Regions from separate parts of the Mus musculus genome. Here region 1 is linked to region 2. The links are chromatin loops, found by intact Hi-C in ENCODE. Cell type or tissue: left cerebral cortex. All regions are shown on one strand. Links, peaks and the distances in the headings refer to the core of each region. The heading gives the core; the rest is flanking DNA. Region 1 overlaps Xpot (exportin, tRNA (nuclear export receptor for tRNAs)). Region 2 overlaps Tbk1 (TANK-binding kinase 1).

Evidence for each region. Peaks named below come from ENCODE experiments on the same cell type or tissue, not always from the same donor. Only the 100,000 strongest peaks of a DNase experiment are listed, where the experiment ranks them.
Region 1: a loop joins it to region 2, with 2.3 times the contacts of the local background. A loop is called at or near these places in 3 of 42 quality-filtered maps.

The regions. Positions count from the first base shown.
Region 1 is chr10:121,606,869-121,623,059 of GRCm38, forward strand. Xpot (exportin, tRNA (nuclear export receptor for tRNAs)) reads right to left here. Exons shown (of 25, transcript NM_001081056.2): 2 at 15,990-16,123; 3 at 12,225-12,307; 4 at 10,264-10,320; 5 at 9,747-9,816; 6 at 8,137-8,355; 7 at 6,619-6,803; 8 at 6,355-6,523; 9 at 4,608-4,844; 10 at 2,829-2,867; 11 at 2,256-2,318; 12 at 643-767; 13 at 131-275. The coding sequence starts at 16,049. Among named protein-coding and RNA genes, the nearest start is that of Xpot, 11 kb to the right of the region's middle. In left cerebral cortex, for the core only: no CTCF peak of the experiment used is centred there; no DNase peak of the experiment used is centred there.
Region 2 is chr10:121,551,470-121,559,469 of GRCm38, forward strand. Tbk1 (TANK-binding kinase 1) reads right to left here. Exons shown (of 21, transcript NM_019786.4): 12 at 5,733-5,834; 13 at 4,518-4,596; 14 at 2,434-2,555; 15 at 2,276-2,352; 16 at 1,560-1,599; 17 at 939-1,040; 18 at 731-827; 19 at 18-124. Among named protein-coding and RNA genes, the nearest start is that of Tbk1, 31 kb to the right of the region's middle. In left cerebral cortex, for the core only: a CTCF peak has its summit at 4,979 (motif pointing right); DNase peaks (open chromatin) are centred at 936, 3,127, 3,971, 4,875 and 1 more place; H3K27ac peaks cover 780 bases.

The DNA of each region.
Region 1 (16,191 bases), core at 4,802-12,801, 60 kb after region 2:
GCTTACTGTAGCATCCAAAGGTCCCGCTGTAAAAATCACGCCGAGCTCTAACCATTACGACCCCCTGTGAGCTTACAGCACGGCACAAAGGACAAATACGTTTCCGGGGAAGGACCCTCAGTATACCTACCGTCCGCATCATGTCCTGCAAAGCACTCGCTTTTGACACGTCACCTGAGAAGTGAGCGCCGTGGGACACCGGGAGAGCTTCCGCCAGCATGTACAGCAACCGCACGGCTACTTCAACCTCCATGAAGCGCGTGGTCTGCCAGTTCCTACCAAGGCACAGTATCGTATGTCTGTGAGATCTCAACGTGAACATTCTGTAGTACTTTAGATACACAGGACAGAAACCCACCACAGTCCTCTCAACGACATTGCCACCTGCTCCTCTAATGAGCCCTCATTATCCACACTCCTGTAACCAACCCAAGGAAACCCAGGGTTCCCAACAACCATGGGAGGGGAAAAGAGACAGAAACAGCATGAGGGTGAAGGTGGTGGGAACACATGCAACGCAACTTAAATCACAGAGGTAGAGACAGGAGATATCACAGAAGCAAAGCAAGCTGTTTGCAGACCCGTGAGGAGAGGTGAACACGACGGAGCCGAGAGGAGAGCTTACTCAGGCGGAAGACTTACTGCAGCGTGGCACTGAAGACCCTGCGAACAGAAGCCAGCACGAGCTCCGGGGACACCTGAGCAAGTCTGTCCAACAGTAACTTCAGCTGTTTTCTGTATTCTACAAACATGGCTTCATCTTCACCCTGTGACACAAGTTAAAAGCCCTGTCTTAAAGTTTTAAGGCGCCAGCATCAAGATGACTCAGCTATTAGGAGCACTCAGGGTGGGAGGAGGGAGCCAACACCCAAAGCTGTCCTCAAGTCTCCACAGCCATACCCTGGCCCGCGCTCACAACTGCACACACAATAAGGATGGATATATCTATCTATATCTATCTATCTCAACCATTCACGCACACACACGTACACACACATCAATACACATAGACCCCTATATATTTAATTTTGAGATCTTAAAATTACATAATTGATCAGTTACCTCATGCCTTTTATCTTCAAATAATTAAAAAAAAATCATAACGGCTCAGCAGCACTTCCCTTCTGCTGCTCATTAACTAGTAATTCCAAAATTAACCATAGCCATCAAAGGCCTGGGTCCTAAGGCCCCTGGAGGAGGGCAGGGCCAAGCATTAGGGTATGGGGCCGCATCAGGTTTGAGACTTGCCTGTGCTCTCTGCTCCCCCTCCCCACCAAATACTGACAACATTAGGAAGGCCTGGGGCTGCTGTGTTGCTCACTGTCACTATTACTCTGTGACATCCATTTCTAATACAGCATCTTAGCACACGGCTAACCAACATGTGCCCGAGTTTCCAGGAAGCAGTGGACAGCCCCTGAAATTAGCAGGAGGCTGATGCTCACGAGCCTGGACAAGTCTTGTAGCTGAACAAGTCCGGGCAGGGAAGGCCCCTTCTCACCCTCCCTACTGGCTGGTGACCTGAGGCCTGTTGACTGGGCCTTGATCCAGCACTCTGATTAAACGTAAACCGAGAGAAGATCATCGGGTACCGCTTTTCTTTCCTTTCCTGCCATAGACATAATCCAGGACCTGCGTGTAATAAGCAAACGCTCTACCACTGACCTGCACCCCAAACACACACCATTTTTTTAAAAAATAGGATTCTTGTTTTTTTGTTTTGAGAAAGACTCTCACTACGCAGCCCAGTACGTAGCCCAGGCTGGCTTCACATTTATGACAGTATTTTTTTTCTAAGGCTGCCAACTGCTGGGATTTCAGGCATGCGCGCGTGCGTGTGTGGTGTGTGTCATGTTCTCTCATGAAGGCCTGGGACTCGGTGTCTAGGCCAGGCAATGTACTCCAGGGATCCACCCCCCCACTTGCCTTCCTCGCTCTGGGACAACAAGCTCACATCACCAAGTCCAGCCTTCCAGTCATTAAGCCCTGATCTTAATGCTTACACAGCAAGCACTTTGCCAGATGCCCCCCAACCCCTTAGACAACGAAGGATTCAGAGGTCTCTGTAAGTGTCACCCCAAACTAGCAGTGATACAAATAACTCCACCAGTATAAACAAGGTTGATTAAAACACACTAAATTTTTTTTTTTTTTTGGTTTGGTTTAAAGGGCTCTAAAACTAAAATATAAATTACTAATTTGCTGCAAACAAACAATAAAATTAAAACTTTTTTCTTTGGTGCACAACTCCTTACCTCATTTTCAAAGTTATATTCTTCATCATAAGTCAATTTTTTCATAACGGCCAACATGATTGCCTAAAATCAGTAATAAAATAGCATGTTAGTTCTTTTTTTGTTGTTTTTCGAGACAGGGTTTCTCTGTGTAGCCCTGGCTGTCCTGAACTCACTCTGTAGACCAGGCTGGTTGTTCTTTTTAATCTGGAAGTCTCCAAGGCAAGACCATCAGCTTTAGATGGTCTTGCCTCACCCACTGCAAGGGCTCAGGGAATCTCATGGGAGCAGAGGTGGAAGCGAGACATGGGGTGGAGTCTGCCTTGAAGGGAGACTACTTAAGACTCAGGAAACAAACAACTCACCAGAAGTCCCTAAAGCTCACCAGCCTCACTAAGCCCCGCCCCCCCAGGGCCCTTCACCCAGGAAGGACTGCAGGGAATGGACTCTAACACGTGGTGCAGAGAACTCCGAGACTGTGGCTTTTCAGTGAAGCAGCTGCCTCCATGGAGCAATCCCTCACCCACTGAGAGGTGAGGAACCCCGACTGACTTGGGAAAACAGATCTACACTGGTTTGAAAGAAGCCACTTACCTCTACATTAGCTTTTTGCTGATCCGAGAGCACAGGAAGCTTAAAATAAAAAGTAAACAACATTTACTTGGTTTTCTGATGCTATATTTGCTTATCAAAGTATTTTCTAATCAATTCTTCTAAGACATACACAATGGAGCTTCTGGCACAATTAGGGGTCAGAACATTTTCCAGCATTCACAGGTCCCCGGGTCTAATATGAAAATAAAATACACACATTTCTGCTGAGTAGTCTGACAGCAAATCTATAGTTAACAGATTCCCATTTAGATGTAATAATTTTGTCTAATAAATATCTTAATATATAGGCAAAAGATAATTAGATTGAGTCTTTTATCATATATTTAGAAAGAATTATGCTGTATGCATTGAAGGACGCTTTTGCTGTTTTGAGACTCACTATTTAGTCACGGTACCTGAAACTCATGCTATTGCCCAGACTGTCCTTGAACTCAGAGATCTACCTGTCACACCGACAGCTGAGATTAAAGGCATGCACAATCACGCTCAGCTTTTTACAAACAGTGCAAAGGAAAGCTAAGATAAATCACTGCGGGAAGATCAGTTTCTCCACTGCTATTCCCTTAACTCTGCATGTAAGCGGTTCTATTGCTAAGAATTAAGGGCTGGGTGGAGAGGAAGCTCAGCGGCAGGGCGTGCTGAGCATGGTCCAGGCTCTGAATTCAGTTCCCAGCACTGCAAACAAAACCTAACTCATCAGCCCACAGAGGGGTGATGGTGTGGAATGCTGACCTCTGAGCATGGAGGCCCCTGCACCCACAGAGTCAGCCCCTGTGGTTAACTTATCAGGAATGGGCCACCAGCACTCTGACGAGGATTGCAGGAGGAAGGGGAAGGGGAAGGGGGTCCATGAGGCCCCACCCCTTCCTTGAGGAGCTGTTATAGCTGCTAAGGAACAGGGAGAGATTTTCTTCAGTGATGCAGCCTCTGGGAGGGGGCTCATGCTCTGTATACAACCCCTCGCCTACACTCCTATGAACAACTGTAATGAAATTCATTAAACCCCAAAGGACATCAAAGCAGGACTCAGAAGGAGACAAAGGTACCGGTAGGACAAGAGGGGACAAGAATGGGTAATGGGGGAGAGGTGGGATTGAAATGTATTATATACATGTATAGAAGTCATTCGGAAACACTAAGTATAATTAGTATGTAGGAACAAAACTGTAGCAGAGTAGGAATGGCCTCTCATCCTGTGTCAGGATGGAGTTAATGAATCTTTACAACACTGCACAGCACCGTATGGAAACCACAACATTTCATGCTGTTACTGGGAAACCACTGTCAAAGGGAGGAATTTAACACATTTCCACTATGTGCGGGGACAAATTCAGTTTTAAAACAACAGAAACAAAGAAAACAAGCCCAGGCTGTGTTTATGACTTAGGTGTGTGTGTCATGCTGCTCAAGCTGGTCTTGAACTCGCAGCAGAGCCGTCCACAACCCTGAGCCCAGCGCCCACCCATCCCAAGTGCTGCGTTCCCAGGCATGGCTCACATGTCCAGCCCAAAGTCTGCAACTTAATCACTGTTTGTCTAAATTTAATTTTTAAAGTAACAACTAAAAAAATACAAAATGCAGTAAATAATTAATATGATATATATAGATATACATCTATATCTATATATATATGTGTGTGTGTGTGTGTGTATCTATCTACCCATCTATATAACTATCATCTATATGTGTGTCTTGTCTTTTTTAGTATTTTCACTTTTTATCAGTTCTTTCTATATCCAAGAGACAGCACTGGCTTACCTGTTTCAGGATATGGAGATAATCATAACAAAACCCAATGATGTTGGAGGAAATGTCATCGTCCTCGTGAACTAGCAGCTGTAACATAAGTGGCACTTTTGTCTCAATAGCTTCCAGTGCCTCCTGCGCATTCTTGACAGCCCCATTCTTAATTAATTTAGTCCAGCTAACTATTAACGACTGTCCCATTCCATTTACCAGCTTAGAAAATCTGGCCACGAAGTCCAAATCTTCTTCCTAGAAGCAAGAAGCAAAGCCCTGGATTACATCCGTCTGCCTTGGGCAGGAGGAAAACCTCTGACCCTTAGCCAATTACAGGGCTCAATGTAAAAAGACAAATGATGCAATCCGTGATTGACGCACAGGGGTTTGTGTGGGTGGGCGAATGTGCCACAGTCAACAGCCAGCTCCTCCCTCTACCACGGCTCTCAGGGACGGCACTCAGGCCACAGCATCTCAACGGAAGTGCTTTTACCTGCTGAGCACTCCCCTGCACCCCAGAACTCAACATTAAGACAACTACCAATTTTGTCAATGTGATAGAAACATTATCAGAATTTGAATTTTTCTGCAACCATCATTATCCAATAGTACTTTAAAAGCAACTTAAATGTTTGCCTGCATGTACATCCATGCAACATGTATGCCTGGTGCTTAGAGAAGCCGGAAGAGGGCACAGGGTCCCCAGGAACTGCAGTTACAGACTCTGGAAGACAGATGCCCAGTGTTCTTAACCACCCAGTCATTTCTCCATTAGCAACTGTATTTTATGTGTGAGTACACTGTAGCTGTCTTCAGACACACCAGAAGAAGCCATCAAATCCCATTACAGATGGTTGTGAGCCACCATATGGTTGCTAGGAATTGAACTCAGGACCTCTAAAAGAGCAGTCAGTGCTCTTAGCCCATAGTAACTGTATTTTAATGAAGATAGTCCTGTGGATATTACCAATCTTGTTAAAATAAATAAATAAATAACAGGGGTGGGTGGGTAGGCGTAAATGAAAGAAATCTTTGACCCTTCTTCCCTAAGTGCCCATTACTGAGCACAGTCTATGACATCAATGCTGCTGCACTGTGTGTAACACTTACAACAGTCCTTCCTTTCTGAGACTGTTTCACTCAGGCCTTAACTTTCCTACAAAGACACAAAGTTACTACATGGTGGCGGGCTTCCAAGTCTCTGCCAGTGGTACAGGAAGGCCTGGGTTATTTAATTACCCTTCAACCGTCCTCCCATAGAGACAGGGGCTCTATCTTTGAGATTATTTTCTTAAGCAACCTCAGATTCTAAGGAAGACGGGAGAAGGTAATAATAAAGCTATCCTGGGTCCATGAAGAAGGATCCTCCTAATGCCGCGTTACTGTCATTGTCACCAGTAAAAAGCTGTCTCAGGATCAAGCAAGGCCACGCCAAGCCGGGGCCCAGGCAGTGAAGGAGAGAGTTGACTCTAGGAAGCCGTCATCTCACCTCTCCAAAGGCACTTGCACACACGCATGCGCACAGATGTGCGCTACACAAATTACATTAAAAGCTCAGAGACGTCCGAGGAAGCCTTTTCTTCAGCGCTGCAAACTTGCAAAATGCACGCACCATCCTGGGTGGGTGTGACCAAGTGTGCAAGGAACATGCCGCTGATCCTAGCTGTGGTCACCGTCAGTCCAAGGACAGTCCCCAAAACTCGGGGGTTGAGGGGGAAAGCTACTCTAACAGTTTTCAAAGCTTAGGTTTAAGACATCCACTGACCTGGTCAATGCTGAAAAACCCAGCAGTCTGTAATACTTGACACAGGGACTCTACGAGTTTCATCTTATCCACAGGGTCCATCCCTTTATTTACAATCTCGAACAAGCAGTCACATGCTTCTTCCCGTAGAACCTCTACGGACATGTGACCTAGCAGCATATTTATAAACCTGGTGGCGGGAAGAGAAGGGTAAACACCTTCAGTTCCCGAGTTTTAGAAACCGACTCTGCAGGTCAGCAGTCTAAGAGTCACAGGCATACGCACCTATCATTGGCTATAAGGGATAAGTCTATCCAGGAGACGTAGGCCCCAACTACTTCAAGGCACTGGCACAGCACTTCTGAATTCGTATACTGGTAGTTGTGTAAAATCTGGTACCACGATTCCACCAGATTTGGAATGCACTGCTCCCGCATGGTGTCTTTTATCAGTGTGTTCCTTCGAGCCTCCTAGACACAAAGCAGCAGAGACAGGGAAGGTTTCAAAGCAGCACTTGATGTCCAAGCACGGCGGCACCGTGACTTCCTCTGCAGGAAACTTCCAGGCCTGCTCACACTCCCGTACCGCGGCTTCCTATCTGCTCTACAATTACATCCTGTGATTCTCGGGGCTTCCTTTTTCCGTTCTACTCCTCGGTGCCAGACTTAGTTCATTAAATACAAACCTATAAATAAGCACTGCTTGCAAGTTTTAAGCATGTGAAATTATTTCTAAATATTACACAAACATGGTACTTAGGCTGTTTAGAAATGGCAGTGACTTAAACGTGCATTGTCCTTTAAATTTATGAGTATTTTAGTTACTATCATCAAACTATTATACATTTAAAGCTGTCTCCAGTTCCACTTTTGTTTCTTCCTTTATAAGTCAGGTTCTTGATATATGACTCAGGATGGCTGCAAGCTTGGGCACCCCCCATCCCAGTTTCCCAAACGCTTGCTAGAAATAGCCAATTAAAACAATCACACTCAGCCGGGCATGGTGGCACACGCCTTTAATCCCAGCACTCGGGAGGCAGAAGCAGGCGGATTTCTGAGTTTGAGGCCAGCCTGGTCTACAGAGTGAGTTCCAGGACAGCCAGGGCTATTCAGAAAAACCCTGTCTCAAAAAAAAAAAAAAAAAAAAAAAAAAAAAACAAACCAAAAACCAAAACCAACCCCCCCCCCCCAAAAAAAAAAAAACCTCTCACACTCTGTACTACTCATATTTAGACTCAAGTGATATAGATCAAACCCTGGGCCTCCTGCGTACCATGCCTAAGGCTGGCCTAAGGGTGTACTACCTCCGTTATAAAGAGTCCTTGGTAGAGATGATATAATATATTCAACTACTAGTGCTACTCAGCAACCAACCAATTTTAGAAGGTGGCAAAGGAGATGCTGAGATGCAGGAAGGGAAGGGTCATGGGCTCAGGGACTATGACTGGCTCAGACTCCCAACGAGGAGGCGCTGACACCCACGCCACAAGCCATTGCTTCTTGCCAGTTCAGAAGCATTAATTATGGATGGCACTTCACAGGAGCTATGTGACAGTAAACTTGTGTACTTTACTGGAGAATACAGTGGCTTAGTTTTAGGGAACTAAGGAATGCTCTAAATACAATCTATGGGGCGAGAGGGGTTAAATTTCACTGTTGGCAAATTCAAGGCACTTGGTACATCTGTAATCTAAGAACGAGACAAAGAAAACGACTGCCTGCCCTTTCTGTCATGTTTGCTTCCCCTACAAAGCCTACATTATGACCCCCCCCCCACACCCGCCATGCACTCCAAGCCACTTGCCTCTGACGTGTGAACCACGTCCCGATCCACCAGCTCTGAATCGATGGCCATGAGGATCCGCAGGTACAGGTCCACGCCCCTCGGGTTTAGGTCCACAACTGAGAGGATGTCAAAAAAAAACTTGGGCCACTTAGTGAGATACTCTGTAACAAAAAGCAAGGCGAACACTTGGGCCGCTTTGTTCCGTATGAAGGTCTTCTCTGGCTGCGGATTCTGCATCTGACAAACAGAAAGAGTCATGAAAACACATTGGTTTTCCTACTTATCACTCGCGGGCAAAAACGGAACCAAACTTCAACATTGCCCAGATTAGTGGCAGCACAGCTGTGCAAATTTACCCAGGTGAGCAAGTGACTGGTCACATGACTATACAGGAACAATGGCCGCCCCTTAGAATTTTTCTTTCCCTATAGTGTTGGGGATAAATCTGTATGCTATGCAAGCATTTTACCAGAGATACATAGCCCGGCGTTTTTTGTTTTTTTAAGGAGGGGCTGTTTCTTTGTTTTGAGTCAGGGACTTACTCGTAGCCTAGGCTGCCCTCACTCAGAGATCTGGCTATCTGCCTTTGCCTCTATGTAGGAATCAAGGTTTGTGCCACCAGGCCCATCCCAGGCCTTGAGGTTTTGTTTTGTTTATTTTTGGTTTTTTGGATTTTTTTTTTTGAGACAAGGTCTACTAGGCAGCTCAAGTTGACCTTTAACTTGTTACAAAGTACACGCTGGCTGCGAAATAACAATATTCCTGCCTCTACCTTCTGATCACTGAGATTTAGGCACAGGAGCCACAAACTCTCAGTCATTTAAGTTTCATGAACACAACTTTAACAATTCACATAATTTCTTCTAAGGAAAAAAATTCAGTTGTTCTTCCTTCTTCAGTTCGATTGTAAAGGAAGAGGCTCTAGTTAACCCGGAAGCTTTAAATGCTAAGCTTAACTATAGTTAACCAGGAGGAGTGTGAGAATAAACAACTTATTGTTCTTGTAGAAGTGCCTCTGTATATTGGCTGTGTCAGCACAGGCCAGCTCTAAGGACCGAACACAAAAGCCGGTCCTGTCAGGAGCTTAAGACTTAAGTCAATAAACTCTAGGGGGTAGAGGGACGGCTCTGCAGGGAAGTACAGGCCCTGATCACGCAGAGAGCCGGAGGTCAGTTCCTAGAACCACACTGGGCAGGTCACAACCAGCTGGAACTTCAGCTGCAGGGAGTCTAACACCCTCTATCGGACTCTGTGGGTACCTGCAGTCAGGTGTACATACCCACACACAAACGTATCTATACATAATAGTAATTTAAAAAGCTTAGTTTATTTTAGATAAAGAATTTCTTTTTAAAACCAAAGTTCTAACTAGGTGTGATGGCAGGCACCTTTGATCCTGGTCTTTGGGAGGCAGGGACAGGAGTCCCGGGCCAGCCAGAGCTATACAGTGAGACTGGGTCCCAAAATAATTTTTCACAGCACGTTACAGAAGAAAGTCCAACAGTTTTGGTTATGAGCGCAGCCTTAAGTTATTACTGTTTCTGCCTGTGACCCTCACGACTAGCACTGTAGACACAGGATGAAGCAGACAGAGGGCTGCTCGAGGCACAGAGGAATGACTGTTTTACCTGAGCCTGAAGCCATGAGAGCAGTGTCTCCCTGATGAGCTGCTGCTGAGCAGTGCTTAGTTCTGAGTACCTGGTAAAGACACAACAGCAGTGCTTAATTCTGAGTACCTGGTAAAGACGCAGCAGTCACTGCATTTGTGGTCTGTGGCTTTCAAAGTCAATCTCACCTATTGAAAATGGAGCATTTTATAGTGTTCAGGGTTTCCTAAAACAATGTAAACACCCTCTGTCACAGTATTGGAAGACCGCACAGATCAGAGCATCAGACAGACTAGAGTCACTGAACTCAGATTCTCGGTTCAGTTCTCCATCAGACAAAATGACAGCTATGTGATTTTTCTGACTATGTGGTGAGGTCTGTAGACTGATTTAGTTTGGGAAAAATCACAACAGGTTCACAGCCCAGAGAGAATGTCTACGCGGTTAGTTTACCACCTGTATTTTTGGTTTCCTCAGAAAATTCAAACATTCCTATCCCGACAAGCCGTGAAGACTGGAAACAGTGAAATGGCCTTACTTGTATTTAACTTGATGCTCTAGTACTTGGAAGCAGAAGAACTTTACGTGGTCATCACTGAAAAAGCAAAAGGAAATTAGACAATCAGAGAATGGATTGGGGAAAACAGGCAAAATACCAATAGTCACTGTGAATAGCCACTACAGGCCTCTTGTCTGGGTTTCTGCCGACCAACTCTGTTTTATTTGTTTTCATTACTATCTGCTTTATTCTTCGAGGGCACTGGGTACCTTACACAGGGCCTCCTGAATTCCAGGCAAAGGCTCCACCAGTGAGCGACAGGCCCAAGCCCTGTTTAAAGGGTTAAGAAAGTCCTAAATACAATTCCCAACATGTGAAAGTTCCATTACATTTTACAAGCGACATAACCACAAGCTCTGATACACACCCTAAACACAGAGCTTTGTAAAGAGAGGCCATCGCCTCAAACTCTACTGCAGAGAGCCGAGGTTCCTGCAACAATTTCTTTGCTTGACTTGAGAATGGTTAGAGATGCAGCTCACAAGAGACTGACCAAATCAAAGATGCCGGCTTTGGCCTATGCAAAACTTAAGCATCCTTAGTCAGGGTTCTTACAGCCAATTACAAAATAAACAAGGTAGGAAGATGGGAGGAAAAAACCCAACACTACCTGTCCATTATCCATTTCTTTACTGTTAGGTAATACAGTCACCAACTCTGACAAAATTCCTTCAGGGGCCAAGAATCTGCTCAGTCAAGATAGATGGTACAGAAGACAGGCTTTGTGTGGGGACACTGTTTCCTGAGCGTAGTCCGAGTAGGAATGGCGATGCTTAGGATGTGCGGGAAAAGGAGCCTCTGTGCAAAATGGGCTGCGACCAAACAGAACTGCAGGTGCAGCACTCCAGCAGCAACTGCAGCCAGAAGGCCCTGAGCAAGCGCCCATGCTGCCGCCCCATCAGGGGGCTGCCTTCGTCCTGCTGGCTACCTGCTTCTCAGGAGCTTTGCTCTGCCAGTTTTTCTTCTTTAGTAAGAAGCTAACTTTACTAACAATGAAATGACTATACAGGTTTCTATTTCTGTGAAACTGCTTGTTGCTTTAAAAGAACGGCACGCTGCAGGGGATAGCCTTTCACATGTAGCGTGGCCGCACTGATGAAGACAGAAGAGCTGGAGAGAAATACTTTGAGATCTGCTTTCAGCCCCACTGAGGTCCATGCTGAAAAGCCTACAGGGTGGATTATGGGTACGACTACTAATGATAAGACCTTGGTTCCCAACACCAAAGCACAGTAACAAAATATTGATATACTGTAAGCAAAAGCTTTCAATTAAGATACATACCACTGGCCCGGCATGGGGGCTCAAGCCTTTGATCCCAGCACTGGGGAAGCAGAGGCAGGCGGATCTCTGTGAATTTGAGGCCAGCCTGGTCTACAAAGCCAGCCTGGAACAGTGGGGGCTTGTTACAGAGTAACACTGTCTCAAACAAACAAGCAAACACAAGGATACATATCATTGCTCACCTTTACCAACTCCCAATAATAAAACAGAGACATGGTTAGTGTAGCCTACACCAGTGAGAACTGCCCTAAGGCACACAACACACAGAAAGGAAAGGGTGATTTTACTGAAAAGTCAATTCTGGATTAGTTTAAAAATCGGTTTGCAGCCGGGCATGGTGGTGCACGCCTTTAATCCCAGCACTTGGGAGGCAGAGGCAGGCAAATTTCTGAGTTCGAGGCCAGCCTGGTCTACAGAGTGAGTTCCAGGATAGCCAGGGCTATACAGAGAAACCCTGTCTCTAAAAAACCAAAAAAAAAAAAAAAAAAAAAAAAATCGGTTTGCTATTTTTCTCTTTTCATGCTACTAACGGTTTTCTAAAAGGCAAGTCACAGAATCTTAAAAGACAAAATAAAACACTTCCCAACGAAAAAACTTAAAATGCCTCCCAGAAATGTTGATCCTTGCAGACAATATAGAATATCCATCTTAATTACCTGTATGTCTTCTGTGCCAGAGCCTCTGCACACACCTGCCAGGCATCTGGGGAAATCTTTAACTGCTCAAAATAAGCCAGGGCCTGAAAGATTCCAAAACAAAGTAATATGTTCAATATTGAATTCTGATGCCCCGCTCACACTAAACAAAGTACGGAGAGAACTGACAATCAACAATTTGGGATTAATACAACAGCTAAAACATTTAAATCCAAGCAAAGTCCACATCACTCCTAAAAGTAGATCAGTGACCAATTACCAGGTAGACGCTTAAGCTAGTTTCCTTATAGTAAAGGAGATGGAGCAAGAGTGACCTGCGGACCTGGGTTACGGTGATAACAGAGAAGAACTGCCAGCTTGCCATTCTTGGCATTGTTGTTGACTGATGCCCACACAGAAACAGACTGACATACAGACACTCGAGAGGCTGCAGTCAGCCCACCCAATGGTAGCTTTTCACTATTCCTACACTGCAGCATCAGGACCATCAAAACCTTCACTGGAGCTGGAGAGATGGCTCAGAGGTTAACAGCACTGACTGCTCTTCCAGAGGTCCTGAGTTCAATTCCCAGTAACCACATGGTGGCTCACAACTACCTGTAATGGGATCCGATGCCCTCTTCTGGTGTGTCTGTAAACATCTACAGTGTACTCATACATATATTTCTTTTAAAAAAAAAACAAACCAAACTTCCAACATTCTTTCCTCTTCATCCTCGTCAATTCTGCTGCTCACGATGGTGTAACATGAAATTGGATGAAACCAGAGGCCCAAAATATTCCCATCACAGAACCCATTCTTATCAAAAAAAAAATTATATTAAAAGCAGTAATAACTCTTACTCTCTTATCCTCTTCCCTCTCCGTCCCTTCTCTTCCCATTCCCCTTCCCCTTGTGTTCCTGGCTGGCCTCTGCTCTCTCTTTCTCCCTCCTTCTCTCCCCCTCTCTGCCTTTCTCTGTCTTCAGTCCCTCAACTCCCTCTCATTCCCTAAATAAACTCTATTCCATACTACAGAACAAAAATAAAACACTAATAGATCAGCGTTTTGTTTTTTTTTTTTTTTCTGGAAAAGAACACCGAGGTGTATTTGTTAAAACTCTGTTGGACAGAGCTGGTAAAATGGCTCACCAGGGAAAAGGACCTGAGCTCAGCCACCGGAACGCAAGGACGACGGCGGAAGATAAAGAACAGACTCCATCCGAGCACCATGGCCCTGGTGGCCCCACCCTCACCACAGCACACACAAGTAACTAACTTTTAAAACGTTCAATATTGGAACTTAAAAATTAACAGGATTAAAAAAAGAATGCATTAAAAATAAATAGGGTTAAGAACCAGGCCCGGTGAGCCAAGCCTACAGCCAATTCAAGGAATGACCATAGTAGGTCTGCCGAAACCTGGAGGCCAGCCTGGACTGTGGTGTCAGCTTCTGTCTCAACCAACCAACCAAATCACCAAAGAGGAAGTCTAGATCCGGTGGGGCATGCCTGCAATTCCAGAGCCTGGGAGGATGAGGTGGGGACATCAGAACAGCCGAGCCATCCTCAATGACAATGGCTTATTCCAGGCTAGCTTGGCCTATATGAGACTGTCTCAAAACAAAACAAAACAAAACAGAGCTAGCAAGATGGTTCAGGGGGTAAACTCTGGCTCCTAGAGCCCACCTGGCAGGGCAGGGGAGGGAGGAACACTTCTGCAGCTTGTCAGGGTTTGTGTGTGCGTGGCCCAGGGAGAGGCACTATTAGGAGGTGTGGCCTTGTTGGAGTAGGTGTGTCACTGTGGGTGTGGGCTTTAAGACCCTCATCCTAGCTGCCTGGAATCGAGTCTTCTGCTAGCAGCCTTCAGATGAAGATGTACAACTCTCAGCTCCTCCTGCACCATGCCTGCCTGGATGCTGCCATGTTCCTGCCTTGATGATAATGGACTGAATCCCTGAACCTGTAAGCCAGTCCCAGTTAAATGTTGCCTTTATAAGAGTTCTTGGTCATGGTGTCTGTGCACAGCAATGAAAACCCCAAGACAAGGCTCACAATGCTCTCTCCCCACCAAATAAATACATGAAACACACACACACACACACTGCTCCCCCCCCCCCCCCGCCCCACAACCGGCCCAACAAACACTAATGAGAGCAGAGGAAAGGGCCGGGGAGATTGCTCAGCAGGTACTAAGCGCTCCGTGAGTGACTCAGAGTGATCCCAGAACCCACATCAGAGGGAGGAGCGACTCTTCTCCACAAAGTCGCCTTTGACCTCCACAAGCATGCCACAGGCAGTCATCCTTAAGCGAATTTCCTAAAAGCAAAGCGGGTAGAATACGGTGGTAATCCCAGCAGTCGGGAAGCTGAAGCAGGGGGAGTGCTGGGAGTTCAAGGTGAGCCTGAGCTACGTGGAGAGCGCCAGGCCACACAGTCTAGGTAACACAGCAAGATTACACCTCAAACAAACTGAACCCTGTTTGCAAGGTAGGCTGGGAAAAGAAAAGAATCCCTGGAACCCCAGAGTTGAAGCGGAAACAAAAACCCCAAACCAAATCAGGATAACAACAAGAGCATAAAGCTCAGTGGTAGAGCCCTTGCCGAGGTTCAATTCCCAGCACTATAAAAACAAAAGCCCCAAATCATCGGACACGCATAAAACTTTTAATTATAATCAGCCTGCAACACCAAAGCAGACTGAGGTCAAGACTGCAATACTTCAGCTACTTTCAAAGCAGGTGGTTTAAGTCCCTATGAAAATAAAACCATTAATATACAAAAAGCCTGGACTTCTAGGGTGTTTGTTTTTTGAGACCAGGCTATCCTGTTGTAGACCAGGCTGGCCTTGAACTCAGAGATCTGCCTGCTTCTGCCTCCCAAAGCTGGGATTAAAGGCGTGCACCAACACTACCTGGTTTTGACTGCTAGGTTTTTGATGTGCCTACACCTAGATTTCTATTAGTTGCTGTATTTGGAGGGGGAGTTCCTTCTAATCAGCAGAGGTGTGTATTGTATCAGAAACTGCTTGGGAAGTTTTGTTTTGTCTTTTAAACCACATAAAAGCCAAACAAATATGGCTCTAATACATAGTGAGATTGTTAACTCTGGCTCATTTATAACAAGTACTCTCTCTCCTTTGCTACAAGAATAACCCTCCTTCCTTTGATCCTAAACTTCAGAACGCTCACGTCTTTAAACATTAATTAAAGGCTTGTTGTTCTTCTAGCGTCTTCTTTTATCACTCAGCTACAGTACTTAGTAGACTTCTGCATGACAGTGGGTTTAATTGTTTACATTTATCCAAATATACCAGCATCTCCTAATGGATTTCTCATCACAAAATTGTTTTATATAACTTAAGGTGTGGCATACGGGAACTGCTTATTTCCAGTCTGCAGAGACTAGTAAGGAGGCTCACTGTCACCAACTTCAGACTTAAGCAACTTGCAGTGCAAGGTAAGCAACCACAGGGTAAAACATATACTGCCTACTACAAAGTTCTCTGTCTCTGTAACTGTGTTACAACGTTGCAACAATTAGCAACGTCCCATGTTGCACAAAGTCCTGCCTTAACGGGTCAGGTTTCAGGATCCTGGCTCAGCCAATCTAACAAAAATCAATCAGAACACTCGATGTTTCAATATTCAGAACATGCCTCAAATATGTTTGGTTTTATTAATGTTTACTCAAATTATACCTCTATCATCAGATGTGTTTGCTGTCTAAATCCTCTGACACGTGTTTATGGTTGCATGCTTTTCAAAATAGTTACATTGACTGACTTACCCTCTGTCTAAAGTCTGAATCGGCATTTGGATTTAACCCTAAAAGAGCCTGTTCATCCATCTCGGCCGCTATTCCTGGAGTTTTCCGATCACAACAGACGTGGCTTCTAATCCCACAGCAGAATCCACAATCATCTGTGCACAGAAAACAAAAGATGATCACCTAGAATATCAGATGTGGCTGAAAATACACAGCTCCTGAA
Region 2 (8,000 bases), core at 1-8,000:
CCCGGGAAGCCTCTTACCCAAGAGTCATCTCCACTAAGGTGTTAGAGCTGGGGTAGATCGGGGCCATGGCGTGCTTGACGCCGCCGGAGGCTGCGAGCATTTTCTGAGGCAGAGTTTCTTGTAACTACAATGTAAAGCAAGCATGTCACCAGACAAGGCATACACTACCAATCAAGGACCAGCTTCCTGCTTCAGGAAGGCCATGGGCTTGCTCAGCACCCACTTCCCAGGGAATGCGGGAAGCCCAGTGCTCTCTAGGGTTCACCAACAGCCCCAGCCCAGCTGTAAATTCCTCTTTCAAAACTGTCAATGGGAAATACTGAGATCAACACTCTTTTTTTTTTTTTGACAGGATTTCTCTGTGTAGCCCTGGCTGTCCTGCTGGAACTCACTCTGTAGACCAGGCTGGCCTCGAACTCAGAAATCCTCCTGCCTCTGCCTCTGGGATTAAAGGCGTGTGCCACCCCCACCCAGCCTCAACACTCTTTAAAACAATTTCCTTATAAGCAATAAAGAGATGAATTATCAGTGTTTGTAATTGTCCAGTGGGTGATGGCGCAGCAGTATGGCCACTTCTGCCAAGCCTGCCGACCTGAGCGCCATCTTGGAGCCCCTGAGAGCCTTCCCCTGGCATGCCTGTGCACACACAGTGGCACATGTCCCATGTCTCAGAAGCACTGAAGCAGCCTTCCCAGGGCAAAGCCTGTCCCCGCACCCTGGAGGGCTGTACCTCGTTAGTATAGTCTTGATACTTGGACACTTCCTCTTCGATATCGAAACACTGATTAGTTAGCGATAACAGCTGCTTCCTAAGATGAAGCATCTTTCTGAAAGCCAATGAGAGTCTATTAACACACAGCCTCCTGGAAACTCACTCAGAGTACACAGCACACTGTGCTGCACAGCCAGCGCCCATCCTCCCACGCGCAGCTACCCACCTCATCCACTCTTCCGACTTATCTTTAAACGCTTCATACTTTCTAACACATTCTTCTGAGAAGTGGCTCATTGCTTTTGTGGCATGGTAATACAATTTTTGCCTGCAAATAAGAAATAACCAGAGGATTTAATGTAGCCTCACTATTTCTACCTCCAATGACAAACATTTCAGATGTACAAATTCATGGTTTTGTGATTATTGTGGACTTGGAATATTCCGAAGCCAGAGCTGGAGCTAAGGGTGGGAGGGCAGTTGTGCACCGTGGGCCATGGGCTCTGGGCACTGGACTGGGCTCCTCTGGAGAGGAGCAGCTCCTGACCACCGAGCCATCTCTCCAGCCCCCCGCCCCCATCCTTATTGGCTGAGTTAGCTAAGGTGGTCGTGCGGGTCTCATCGGATGCCCCCTGTAAGCACAGCAGAGGTGGAGACAACAAGTCGTCCTCCTGTCTTAGTAACCCAAGAGAACAGAGGACAGGAGCTGGACAGAGGGCACCCAGAGCAGAAACCTCCCAGAGGCAGGGCCGCACCACATTGTTACCAATTAAGCTCAACGTAAGAAGAAGCAAAGATACCAAAAGCAGCTTAGCAGGAAGAATCTTAACTCAGTCTGCGCACTTACTTATCAAATTTGTGGATCTGTTCTTCATTATAAGCTAGTCCTGAAAATGAGAAAAAGTATACTTTTGTTAATGTAGAGTTGAAGATCACATGTAATATTTTCTCCTTTGAGATTATTGATTTAAAAAGCCTAAGGGTTTGAAGTGGCTATAACAGGTCTGGGAACTACTAGCTACATATGGCCTGTTGATGCTTTAATTTGGTCAGTATAAAGTTATGATTTAAAAATAAAAATTAATTTTCAACACTTAAGTCAGGATATTTTTAATAAAGCTTGTATCTCTAGGTTTTTTGTTTGTTTGTTTGTTTTTAATTAATCCTAGCACTCTGGAGGCAGAGGCAGATAGATCTCTTTAAGTTCAAGATTAGTCTGGTGTACAGAGCAACCAGGACAACCAGGGCTACCAAAGAAACCCTGACTCAAAAAACCAAACCCAACCAACCGATGAACACCAGCAGAAGGGCAGCCTGGGCAACACAGGGGTGACAGAGCTGCTGACTTCAGTGTCCTTGGGCCCAGTAGCCACCACTCCCGTGCGCCTGGGCCACCACAAGATCTAGGGTTCGTGACCGTAATTTTTTAGACATGAGAAGGTTGGCTAGACTAATAACTTAGTACATTCAACCATGTGTAGCCGCACAGAAAGCACACACAGCGATGTCCCTGCTCGACACTAAGCTGACACGGGAGACGAGTGAAGAAGAGCTGTCACTTACTGCGTTCTGCTTTGTCTTTTTTGAACTGATAGTAAATCTCTGTGATGCAGTTCAACAGGACCTGCAGTTTTTCTACACTGTGTAAGGAAGAAAACCCATGTAAATGATTGGAATGGATGCAACTCCCAGGCACCCAGGGCCCGCAGGCCGACACCTACTTCCTGTCTCTTGGATGCGTGCCTTCTTGATGTGCCCAGGTGTCGGCCAGCAAGCCCCCTGGAGACAGCCTGCTGCTGATGTCCTGAAGACTGCTTTCTATTGTTCCCTGAGAACTGGAAAGCTAAATACAACGGGTTAGGTTAGGTCAGAACAACGGATCAGATCCAAATGCTCACTAGAGACAGTTCTCCGAGGCTTGTTCTAGGTCTCTGCTGGGTCCCCCATGGACCTCTGCATGAGCCATTCCCATTGCTCAGGCACCACTCTGTGAGTGCTACAGGACATGCATAAAACCTCTTTATTACTGGTTTTGTTTGTTTGTTTGTGGTGGGGCTGGTGATGTGCTATTTTAAAATTAGAATTTCTATGCTAGGCATTAACTCAAGCAAAGGAGGTGCAGTTACCTCCCTTGTTTCTGACTTTTACATTATCAGACCTAACATGTTTGTTCCAATGTTTTAAATACCACTTAGAGCGTATCAAAGTTTCATGGGAAGGAACTTATAACCCGAGATGCGTCCTGACACTGTCTGTCCTACAGAAGCGCTGCCAACCAGCCAGCCGTAGGCACTAAACACCATAACCTCCTACTCACCCATGCTTCATCCTTTGGAAAACCACTGTTGCAGATCTAAAGCTACAGAAAGAACAACTAGAGATCGGCAACATAGGAGGAGAGATGTGCGCTGCTACTGAGTTCCCTACTTGTGTGCAGCATGAGCAGGGCAGAGGACAGCCTTGGGTGTCACTCCCCTGTGTCCTGCCACTTTGAGAAATGTGGCGAGAACTCACCACATGGGCTAAGCACTGGCAGCATTAGGGAGCTCCTGCTCTAGGCTGGGATTACAAATGTGCACCGCATACTGCATCCGGCACCACAGCACACCGCACCGCACCGGTTCCGGGAGACTGAGCTCAGGTCCTACCAACCAATCTATCCGACCCCTAGGTCTTACATCCTTAATTAAAAAACCTTTTAATTCCATTTTCTTCCTTATGTGGATGTGTGTGGGTGTACACACGCCACAGCATATGTGTATGGAGTTGGTATTCTTTTGTCAGGAGGATTCTGGGGATCCACTCAGGGTATCAGGCTGGCAACAGTACCTTTATTCACCGCACTGTCTTGTGGGCCCTCCTTTACATTTTAACTTAATGTCCACTTTATGAATTCCTTAAATGCTACAAAGAACAAATAAAGGCCTCACGATGGCTGGAGAGATGGCTCAGTGGTTAAAGAGCATATACCACTCTTCCAGAGGTCCAGAGGTCAATTCCCACACTCAGGGCTCACAACTGCCTGTAATTCAGGGCATTCACAGCTGCAGGGGATTCAAGGCACAATCACCTGTGCACACACGTGCACAGCAACACACATATACACATAATTTAAAAATAATGTAAGTCATTTAAAAGGCCCTTATGCAGCCCATCTGGAGTCTCTGGGTAAACAGAGGCAGCCCAGGAGTAATAGTCAGCTTTCACAGTACATAACTGTGGGCGCTTCTGCTCTAATGAGCGACCCATCAGACACCTCCCATTTTATGTTTAGCACACTGTGTCCTTACTGCCTTTTCAGTTACAGAAACAATTCATTGCCTGGGGATTCCAAAGCCTTTTCTTTTCTAGGACATCTGTTATTTTAGGATTTTCAGTTGTTTCTAAGCAAGTGTAAGCATCTACATTTGAGCGAATGGTAAAGAACTACACAGTGAACAACCACAGCAGCACTAAGGATTAAAGACAAAGCAAACCAAAAAAAAAAAAAAAAAAAAAAAATGCACATGTGTGTTGAAAATACAGAAAGTATTTGGAAATAGTGCAAAGAACTGTATGGCTGAAATGGGGAGTGTACTTGTGTATGCTTGTGTGTGCGTGTATAGAATAAGATATAATTATACATGCTATATATAACCAACTGTATATATATTATAAAATAAGATACAATCATATAAATAGCCTCTAACAAAGGGAAAAGGAGACTCTTTCTCCAGGGAGCTTTAGTGACACTGCTCAGGTCTCTGCTGGCTCTTAGCAGCAGAGCAGAGCACGGCCTGTAGCTGCCGCAGCCCCCAGTACTCACTCTCAGCAGCTTGGTGTGTATGTCTGAAATCTCACCCAGCTCTGCGGCTTCCAGGTTGACCTTCATCAACTTCTCATACCTGTTTGGAAACGACATCACCAGGGAACAGATGGATGAGGGCAGCAAGTGCAGGTTTTATGAAGCTTAGGAAGTGAACTTGATCATCATGATCATTTAATAAGAATGCACGCAAGGTCTGTACGCTGAGAGAGCCTAAGATCTTCACTGCCTTCCTAAAGAAGGAACTTCCTGCACTGCCCCCTCTGTCTGTGGTTTTTGGTTTAGGGGGCTGCAGGTATGGGCTGATGAAGCCACATGCCACCACTCCTCGCAGCTGCCCCCACCCTACGGATCCACACTGCATATGCACCCACTCCACAGTCTGCTAGTGATCTAACTCCTGGGATGACCTGCCAGGGAGCTGGAGGGTTTAGCTAGCACACAGACGGTGGCATTGTCTGAACGTCCACCAGGAGGCGGGGAGGTGTGCACTGAGATCAGCATGGCTGGACATCCACTCCACACAGGCAGATGAGGATAAGATACACAGGGCAAGGTAATTTCAAATCCCACTCTGCCAGGAGAATGGTGAAAATACAGCTTTCCGAATGTGTGTACATCATGATAAGTGTACATGTCAGTTATACACACTGACTACATTTACTGTATTTCCCTGCAGAATAAAGAGTGGATTCACTGTTGCAAAATATAGTTACAGACAAGAACAGTAAGAATAAACTAAAGGTCACTGTGAAAATTCTGTAGCTTTTTTTACTTATTAACGTTATTGTGTGTGCAGGCACGGGGCTGAGGTCAGAGCAGGCTGTGGTGTGGAGCCAGCGCCAGGCCCCCGCGCTTGTGCAGGAAGCACCCTCACCCACTCACACACCTCACTGCCCCAAAAGACCTCGTGCTTGACATCCCAAAACTACCCAGACCGCTGCTCCAGAGGCTGCTTCTTACGTTCTCTGGCCTGTTCAGCTCTGTCTCCCAGCACAGACAAGAGGCTGTCCCACCTCCACTGCCTCGTCACACAGAAAAGGTGGGGAAATGCCAACTAGATGACAGACTAACTCCCTATGAGAGACCTGCTATTCTCCCTTGTGAGCCAGGGCTGCCCCAAGAACGCACTCCGCACGCTAAAGGCAGTCAGAACAGAAACTCAGCTGAGCATTCACAGAGGTCCCGACAGACAGGGCGCTCGCTGCCACTCACACTTTCACAGTCTTCTCAATGTTCCTGATGCAGAAATCCAGTGTGATCACTACCTCCGTCTTCTTGTGGACGGTCTCGTTGTAATCATCCTTAACCAGTTCACTGGAAAACAACGAGGGCCCCTTAGTCCACGGGCTGCTTAAGGGCGGCCACTGGTTATAATGAAATTCTATTTTAAATACATCATAAATGTTAAATGCCAAATCACATTTTTAAGGTATCATTGATAGCATTATTTGTGCCAGGTAGTACGCTAGCCAGCTTGTTACCCTCTTGCAGTGGGCTTAATAAAAGAAAAAAACGTATGACTCTTCCATATCTGGGGCATTTACACTTCACAGACTACCACTAGTAATTAAAAACCCAAGGCATTAAAATTACAATAAGGATCAAGCACTGACCTATAACTTACATTAGTCGTGTGACATTTATGTTATTAAGTTAATTTTGCTATTTATGGCGCATGTGATCTCTGAAAGAGGACAACACAGTGAACCTGTATGAAAAGCCTTCAACTACAACATCAGCAAAAAAGACCCAAAGTTTGTTTTGTTTTTTTTACAGCCTATGAATTACTTTTAGAGAGATTAAAAATAAAAGATGAAGAGGACATCACATGTGAGTAATGAAGCCTGACACACCAAGGGGTCCTTTAAAAGAAAACCTGACACAGTGGGCTACGTGAGGAAGAAGGTTTTTAAAACTTAAACCATAATAAATAAATAAATAAACAAATAAATACATAAATAGATTAAATATATACATAAATAAATAAAAAGAACCACCGAACCCACTGAGCAGTGAGAGGAAAAGTGGAAAAGCAGCTACCGTCTGTACTGGCATATTGAATTCTTCTAGATACACACCAAGTGCCAGGCTCAGCACTAAGCTACCCCCAAGCACAGAGCTTTCTGCAACAGCCTATGACCACATGAAAGCTGTTACAGGCACAAGGCTGTGTGCTTTGTTTGACACAACACTAGTCACAGGAAAGAAACCCAAGATAGTAAGACCAGCCAACATAACAAAATGCCTGTAGCCCTAGCACCTAGGAGATAGAAACAGGAAGATCATGAACTTGAGACCAAGCTGGGCTACATGGGAAGCCAGCAGCTCAAAACCAAGAGCCAGGAATAGGAATGACCTGAGAGTGCACACATCTGTGTGAGAATGGACGGGTGTAAGCATATGTGGGCTGTCACAGCAACAACAGGGCTCTGAGCCCAGGAAAGCACACCCTGGTGCCTTCTGGCATCAAGGTCACACTGAATGTCCGCAGGACACACAATCAATAAATGATGTGTACAGCCACAGCACAGCTCTTGAAGGAAAGACTGAGGGGGGTTGGGGGGGGGGAAGAGGGAGAGGAGGGAAGAGAGAGAAAGGGAGGAGGGAAGAGGAGAAGAGGGGGAGGTAAGAGGGGGACCAGGGGACAGAGGCCAGGAGTTAACCACCAGTGTCTTTCCTCTAGTACCACCACCTCTCGGTTTTCAGACGGGTCTTTCTCTGAGACCCAGATCTTGCAAATTAGGCTGGCTGGCCAGAAAGGCTGAGTGACCCATGTGATTCTTCCTTCTCAGTGGTGGGATTATAAGCCTATGCCATTATGCGCCCACTTCCCTTGTTAAAAAAAAAAAAGTACGGGCTCCAAGGATGAAACTCAAATCTTCATCCTTGCGAGCACTTTACCATCTGAGCTGTATCTCCAACCTAATGCTTATATTTCTTAAGGTAATTTTCAGGAGTACAATATTTCATTAGATCAACCTGTTTTAGAATAACTATATTAAATGAACAGCAACAAAGTTTAGACTGCTGGTCAAGGTGAGTAGATCCTTGTAGGAATGCTTCCATGTCCATGGATGTCTGAAAGAATGTCCACATCTATGCAGATGAGGGGCATTAGTGATGGAAGGGCTACAGGCATGGGAGTGGAAGCCATTGGGCACAGGACGTGTGAGGTGACAGAATGGTCTGATCTCAGTAGGGCTGGCTGCTGTCACCTGTGCCACACTGTACATTTTAAATGGGTGAATTATATAGTTATGAATTATAGCTCAATAGTTCTGTCAAAAAGGAGTGTGTGTGCAAAGGTAGGAAGTGGAGGAAGACTGTGGGCCTAATCCCTAGAGAACGGACTATCTTAGATTATGTCAATGAAGAAGTCTTCCAAGCACCTGCCAAGGTCTAAGAGGACTGCATGCTTCACAGAGCCTGCGGGTTTACAATTCAGACTGTCCTGAATGTCTCTAGGTAACTGTAGGAAGT